2 separate regions of the Homo sapiens genome follow, and region 2 is linked to region 1. Evidence: read pairs that join two places in POLR2A ChIA-PET (ENCODE). Cell type or tissue: B cell. All regions are shown on one strand.

The links. Peaks named below come from ENCODE experiments on the same cell type or tissue, not always from the same donor. Only the 100,000 strongest peaks of a DNase experiment are listed, where the experiment ranks them.
Region 2: POLR2A ChIA-PET joins it to region 1 with 5 read pairs; 12 of 35 experiments call an interaction of 5 or more read pairs at or near these places.

Annotation. Positions count from the first base shown.
Region 1 is chr6:15,402,391-15,406,390 of GRCh38, reverse strand. The region is part of intron 2 of JARID2 (jumonji and AT-rich interaction domain containing 2); the gene reads right to left. Among named protein-coding and RNA genes, the nearest start is that of DTNBP1-AS1, 140 kb to the left of the region's middle. RefSeq lists enhancers at 1,339-2,029, 2,099-2,393, 3,253-3,753. In B cell, no CTCF peak of the experiment used is centred here; a DNase peak (open chromatin) is centred at 2,200.
Region 2 is chr6:15,230,769-15,234,768 of GRCh38, reverse strand. No RefSeq gene overlaps it. Among named protein-coding and RNA genes, the nearest start is that of JARID2-DT, 13 kb to the left of the region's middle. In B cell, no CTCF peak of the experiment used is centred here; a DNase peak (open chromatin) is centred at 1,698.

The sequences.
Region 1 (4,000 bases):
ACAATCTTGGCTCACTGCAACCTCCGCCTCCCAGGTTCAAGCAGTGCTCCTGCCTCAGCCTCCTGAGTAGCTGGGACTATAGGCGTTCGCTACCACGCTCAGCTAATTTTTGTAATTTTAGTAGAGACGGGGTTTCACCATGTTGGCCAGTACGGTCTTGATCTCTTGACCTTGTGATACACCTGTCTCAGCCTCCCAAAGTGCTAGGATTACAGACGTGAGCCACCGCGCCTGGCCAGGACCATAGATTTTACTGGCCCTTACGAAGGCGCAAGACTGACTTTATTCTGCACGTGATCAACTTTTTCAATGTGAGTACTTCCATTCTGTATATATCAGCCCAGAAAACATTTACATTTATTAATAGTCAGACAGCCTACATGGTTAAATAAACCTGGGCTTTTTCTTTATCTAACCCCCCCGCTGGCGACCAATCTCCACTGTACTGGCTACCACATTTCATTTTGAATGTTTTAAGCCCAATCATACAGCCTGCCCAATCCAGGAGGGCCAGGTCAGCAAGATGGAATATGACGCCACAGGGCAACAGAGCCATTATTATAACATTAGCCAAGCTAATGTACTGCCTTTTCTCTCCCCTAACAAAGCCCTGCCACCAATTGTTAAAATTATTATTTTTAGTCAACGAGAAATAATGAAATGGCATCCCCTCCTTCACACACTCAAACCGTTTTTATTTTTCCAACCCCCTCCCCCACCCCGACCAACACAAACCTTTGTTGGGGAGAGGAGGTTAAACAGAGGAAATTGAATGAATGGCCCAAAGAGTCAGTCTATCCCATTAGCATTTGTTCTCCTCTATTAATATTCAGTAGGTTGAACTTAAATTAAACCATGTCTATTGTCTTTCACAAAAGCAATAAATATGAGCTGAAAATTGTAAATCATTGCAGTAAAGGCAGCTTGGTTACTGTGCCTGCAACCTCAGCTAGTCACCATCAGCTGACGGGAGAAGTGCGTCTGGGATCCAAGACCATTTAGCCACAAGGCAGTGTCCATTTGTGCAGCCGAGAACTCTAAAGAAATTGAACACAACAGAACCCTGCCATCAGCAGCTCTGCACATTCAGGAGCTTTTCACCGCATCTCCCAAATTAGCAAGAAATGAAAAGACCGCACAAAACAATACAACAAAACAGGCTTCTGAGTCTGGAACAGCAGCATCAAAATGGAATAGGAATTCCTGTTGTTCTTGGTAACTGGAGACACTAGTGTATGGCTATCTCCCTCTTGCCTTATATGATGGGCGTTGGGAAAATTGAAACACAAATTAGGCCAAAGATTCCTTTAGCTGAAGGAACTTCTAAAGCAACCAATGAGAACGACAGATTTCAGAACACAAATGTATGGACAGAAGACAACTCTTTTCTAATATCTGGAAAAAAAAAGGGACTAGAGCATGTAGTCTGTATCATTTTATGATGTTTTAGACACAAAGAAGTTTTACCAGTCCTCTCTCATTAGCTACACATACATGACAATAGAAAACTAAAGGAAAAGCCAATGGCTCTATTCCACAAAAGCAGTGCCCCAAAACAAGGGTTAAAAAGAAAGGAAAAACAAGGAGGGCTTTGAGGCTGTTCCAGGGCTTCTAAAACATCTGGAGCACACCAAAGTCATTAGCATATTAGGGTGACTCAATGTATTTAGCTTTGTTGTAGAAAAGATGCACAAAAGGTAATTCTGTATTATAGAGCCAATGCCGTCTGTCACCCTGTCACTGTGAGACAAGGTTATCACATTACATATCAAACAGTCAAGCATCCAAAGACAGCTTTCATTTTCAGCAGCAATTTCTGTGTGTGTGTGTGTGTGTGTGTGTGTGTGTGTGTGTGTGTGTGTGTGTGTGTGCACTTTAAGATGATAGAAAAATTATAAAAGCAGCCCCCATGGCTGAGGTAGGGCCCTCTCTGAGGTCATCAGAATGCATGGTTTGCTGCCATTGATAGTGAAAAATAAATGTTATGTTCACTCAAGTTTTGCAAAGAGAAAAAAAAATGAATTGCTTTTTAAGCAGGGTAGGCATTCCGATGCCAGGGCAGATTTGGCTTTGGGCCTGCTTGGCATGGTCAATATGAACATGGAGTTTGCCCATCACTGTACACATGCAGGTCAGCATGTGAAGCTTCCAATGGAGCACAGAGCTCCAGGGAGAGGGGCGAGCAGGGCACAGGGTCTGCAGAGCACAGCCCAGGCTTGTCCACTGACTTGCTCACCAGATCAACACACTGGTGTGACTGAGAACAAATGCCAAGTCATGAGGCAGGATGTCGGTGGCACACTTGTGGTCAACGAGGCACAAATGAAAGTGGTTTCATACCTCGGCTTATGGAAAATAATTATCCCTTTCCCTTATGAGACCAGCCCCTGAGCCGACTAGGGCTCCCCTTTGTCTACTGTCAAATCAGCTATGGAGATTTCCCATTCCGGTCAAGAAAAGACAATCCAAAAACACCCCCACCCATCACTACTTAAAACAGTCCCAAGATTTGGAGGCAGGAATGGGGAGGATGAATAGGTGGACGCGGGGGACATATTTTTGTTATATTTAACCCCTGCAAAAACAGATGTAAATACTGATTTGTAAATCAACAATCTCACAAGAGCTCTCTCACCACCACCAGAATCCGCCCCCACGACACACCTTCAACAATCTACACCTCTTTTGCATGCACAATTTTTTGAGAAAGCGTTAGATACTAAGACCTGACACAGTGTTCATTATTAACATGGAAAAGTTGGGTCACTGGGTAGATAAGGAAAATGTCTGACTCTATCCTTTTTTTCCTATTTCAGAAACAAGTAAATGACTCTTTGAGAAAGATAGGACCCTGGGCCCCAGAAGGCAATAAACGCCTTGAGCTACAAAGGAACAAACCCAGCAGATATCTCCTATTTCCTCAGAGGAAGAGGTAAGCAGAACACTGCTACTACTAGAATGGGCCCCATTCTGGCTCTCTAGACCCCAAATGAGTAAGAACCACCAAAAGACAAAAGATCTCCCCTTCGTACATCCTAACCAACAATCCCAGGGGGACAGAAAACACTGCTCACTGAAAGGCTCCAACAAAAATAAATAAAAATAGACAACAAGGCTGACAGTTTAACTTTATTCAACACAAAACCTCTCACAAAAACAAAGAGCCGTGATCTTCATGAAAGATTTCCCAAACAGACCAGAAGCTATTTAAACTCTGATGATCACCACTGTGAACATAAATGTACTGCTCATTTTGGCACAACTCCCTGTTACTTCTTTGGGGCAAGGGCTCATCCTCCCCACTCTCTTCCCCTCTTCACTCCTTCTTCATCCTTAATATGACCTTTATAACAATCAGAACAAGTACAGTACCTAGAATAATAATAATGACTGAATTATAAACACCCACGATGCTCTACAATCGGCAGTTCTAGTTTTGTGTCCAATCCCATGACTACTCTATCCCAGGCCGTAACTGCTCTGGGTCCACACTTCATTTCAACACCCTTTTAATTTTACACTGACAACCCAGTCAAACACACACCCACCAGACAACCCAGTTATAAATACGCACCAAAATATAAATCCCTGGAATCCCCTAGGATATGCAACTCGAGCTTCTATCAGCTCATGAAAAGAATTCCACACCACAGAGGGCCCAGAACTGACCACCTCCAAGGTCAAAAGCCGCCTACAGAAGAAAACTGACTCAAGGCGACAGTGGGCTTAGGCTGATGTGTAACCATGAGCGGCAGAACAATGGCATCACTGCAGAGCAAGGGAACTCAGTCACATGAAGGAGACGGAAACACAAGGGCATTTTTTTTTGAGATTTTTTCTAAGACAGATAAATGGGCCCAACATGTGGAAAGTCTTGTGTTCAGATAAACTAACAGGCCCAAATTTGATTTCTCATCTCACAGAATTTGCACTTCTCAAAGGGAGATGTCCATGAACACAGCATGTTCACAGATAGCTAATGATATTCTTCTACCTTCAA
Region 2 (4,000 bases), 170 kb after region 1:
CTCTAGCCTGGGCAACAGACAAAACAAAAAACAAAAAACAAAAACCTCCATCTCAAAAAAAAAAAAAAAGTATTAAACTTAGCCAGGCACAAAGGCACAATAGTCACAGCTACTTGGGAGCTGAGGCAGGAGGACTGATCAGTTGAGTCCAGAACTTTGAGGTTGCAGTGAGCTATGATCGCACCACTGCACTCCAGCCTGGGCAACAGAGCAAGACCCTAGCTCTAAAAAAACAAAAAAAGAAACCTCAAAAGAGACAGCCAGACAGACAGATATAAATAGGACACACATTGGTCACAGTTATGCTTTTGGCACTCTGAGTGTTTGAATTGATATTTTTGAAGGTGAGACCAGGGGCCCAGTTGATAGAGTTTGTATCTCCAAAGCATCCTTTGACCCAAAACAGGTAACCTGGAATTCTCTTATCCTAGAAGGCAAGAAAAACCAGAAGGAAGGAGCCACATTTTTGGAAGTTACTATAGAGCAGATCCTTGGAGATTGGAGATTTCGCAAGTCATGTCAGTATGCCTGGGACTGTCCCAGATTTTCCCAGGCCTCAGATGTAAGGGTCATATTCACATTACTTCTACTCTACATCTCCCCACTTACCCAGCAAAGTACCTGTCCCATAGGAGATAAATGCTTGTTAAATAAGTAAATGGGCCAGACCAGGTGGCTCATGCCTATAATCCCAGCACTTTGGGAGGCCAAGGTGGGAGAATCACTTGAAACCCGGAGTTCAAGACCAGCCTGGGTGCCGGGCGCAGTGGCTCACACCTGTAATCCCAGCACTTTGGGAGTCTGAGGCAGGCAGATCACCTGAGGTCAGGAGTTCTAGAGCAGCCTGACCAACATGGAGAAACCCCGTCTCTACTGAAAATACAAAATTAGCTGGGTGTGGTGGCGCATGCCTGTAATCCCAGCTACTCCGGAGGCTGAGGTAGGAGAATTGATAGAATCCAGGAGGCGGAGGTTGCGGTGAGCTGAGATCGCGCCACTGCACTCCAGCCTGGGCAACAAGAGCAAAATTCTGTCTCAAAAAAAAAAAAAAAAAAAAAAACAAACAAACAAACAAAAAAAACCAGCCTGGGCAATGTAGTGAGGCCCCATGTCTTAAAAAAAAAAAAAAAAAAAAAAGTCCAGGTGCAGTGGCTCATGCCTGTAATCCCAGCACTATGGGGTGCTGAGGTGGGTGGATCATGAGGTCAGGAGTTCAAGACCAGCCTGGCCAAGATGGTGAAACCCCATCTCTACTAAAAATATAAAAATTAGCTGGGCATGGTGGCGGGCACCTGTAATCCCAGCTACTCCAGAGGCTGAGGCAGAGAATTGCTTGAACCTGGGAGGCGGAGGTTGCAGTGAACCGACATCATGCAGCACTGCACTCCAGCCTGGGCAACAGAGTGAGACTACATCTCAAAAAAAATAAATTAAGCAGGCTTGGTGGCTCATGCCTATAGTCCCAGCTATTCACGGAGCTAAGGTGGAAGGATCACCTGAGCCTAGAAAGTCAAGGCTGCAGTGAGCCACAATCATGCCATTACACTCCAGCCTGGATGACAGAGCAAGACCCTGTCTCAAAAAATAAATACATACATACATAAATACATAAATTGACATGTGATACTGCCATTTACCATTTTGTTCAAAAATCATTCTCTGCATCTGAGGTACCCTTTCAAATAGGCCAGCTACCAGCAAGGAGTTGCAATTATTGAGGAAGTGAAAATGGTTAACAAGTGGCATTTAAAATATCTCTATTTGGCTTTCCAGCCAGAACTCTTTGTGTGAACTATCCAAAGCGGATATAAAATACTTTTATGTTAGCCAGGCATGGCAGCATACACCCGTAGTTCTAGCTATTCAGGAGGTTGCACCAGAGGGTCCCTTGAGCCCAAGAGTTCGAATCCAGCCTCAGCAACAGACCCTAAAAAAACAAAAACTTGTTGGCCAGGCACAGTGGCTCACGCCTGTAATCCCAGCGCTTTAGGAGGCCTAGGTGGGCAGATCACGAGGTCAGGAGATGGAGACGATCCTGGCTAACATGGTGAAACCCTGCCTCTCCTAAAGATACAAAAAATTAGCTGGGCATGGTGGCATGCACCTGTAGTCCCAGCTACTCGGGAGGCTGAGGCAAGAGAATCCCTTGAACCCAGGAGGCGGAGGTATCAGTGAACTGAGATCACGCCACTCCACTCCAGCCTGGGTGACATAGTAAGACTCTGTCTCAAAAAAAAAAAAAATTATTTTTTGTAGAAACAGGTCTTGCTATATTGTCCAGGCTGGTCTCGAACTCCTGGGCTCAAACAGTCCTCTCACGTTGGCATCCCAAAGTTGGAGGATGGCAGACCTGAGCCACCATGCCCAGCTTTTCAAACATTTTCAATACAAAATGTGAATCTAAAATTCAAGATGAGGATAGATATATTCAGCTGACAAATGATACCTGTCTTCTGCTGTTGGATTGAATTGTTCCCCCCAAAAATTCGTATGTTGAAGTCATAGTCCCCAGTACCTCAGAATATGACTGACTTTGGAAATAGAGTCTGTAAAGAGGTAATTAAGTTAAAATGAGGTCATATGGGTGAGCTTCAACCTGAGATGACTGGTGTCCTTATAAGAGGAGTCGATTGAGTGCGGTGGCTCACATCTCTAATCTCAATGCTTTGGGAGGCAGACTGGGGAGGATCGCTTGAGCCCAGCAGTTTGAGACCAACCTAGGCAAATAGTGAGACCCCAATCTGTACAAAAAAATTAAAAATTAGCCCCACATGGCCGGGCGCGGTGGCTCATGCCTATAATCCCAGCACTTTGGGAGGCTGAGGCGGGTGGATTGCCTGAGCTCAGGAGTTCAAGACCAGCCTGATCAACATAGAGAAACGCTGTCTCTACTAAAAATACAAAATTAGCCAGATGTGGCAGCAGGTGCCTGTAAGGCAGCAGGTGCTGAGGCAGGAGAATTGCTTGAACCCGGGAGGTGGAGGTTGCTGTGAGCGGAGATTGTGCCCTTGCACTCCAGCCTGGGCAACAAGAGCAAAACTCTGTCTCAAAATAAAAAATTAACTCTACATTACAGTTGGCACACGCCTGTAATCCCAGCTACTTGGGAGGCTGAGGTGGAAGGATCGCTTGAGCCCAGAAGTGCAAGGCTGTAGTGAGCCATGATCACACCACTACACTCCAGCTTTGCTGTGACAGTGAGACCCTGTGTCCAAAAAAAAAAAAAAGGCCGGGCGCGGTGGCTCAAGCCTATAATTCCAGCACTTTGGGAGGCCGAGGCGGGCGGATCACGTGGTCAGGAGTTCAAGACCAGCCTGGCCAATATAGTGAAACACCGTCTCTACTAAAAATACAAATACAAAAATTAGCTGGGCATAGTGGAGCATGCCTGTAGTCCCAGCTACTCGGGAGGCTGAGGCAGGAGAATCACTTGAACCCGGGAGATGGAGGTTATGGTGAGCCGAGATTGCACCACTGCACTCCATGCTGGGAGACAGAGGGAGACTCCGCCTCAAAAAAAAAAAAAAAAAAAAGAGAGAGAGATTAAGACATAGACACGAAGAGGGAAGAGCTTATAAGGACACAGGAAGAAGACAGCCAGCTTTAGTGAAAGGGACAGGCTCTAAGAGAAACCAATCCTTCTGACACCTTGATCTCAGACTTACAGCTTCCAAAACTGTGAGGAAATAAATTTTTGTTGTTTAAGTCACCACATCAGCTAGGCGAAATGGCTCACACCTGAAATGCCAACACTTTGAGAGGCCGAGGTTAGAGGATCACTTGAGCTCAGGAGCTTGAGACCAGCCTGGGCAACATAGCAAGACCCCATCTCTACAAAAAATGTAAAAGTTATCTGGGCATGGTGGCACCTGTGGTCCCAGCTACTCAGGAGGCTGAGGCAGAAGGATTGCTTGAGCCTCAGAGTTTGAGGCTGCAGTGAGCTATGATTGTACCACCGCAATCCAGCCTGGGAGACATAGCAAGACTCAAATCTTTTTTT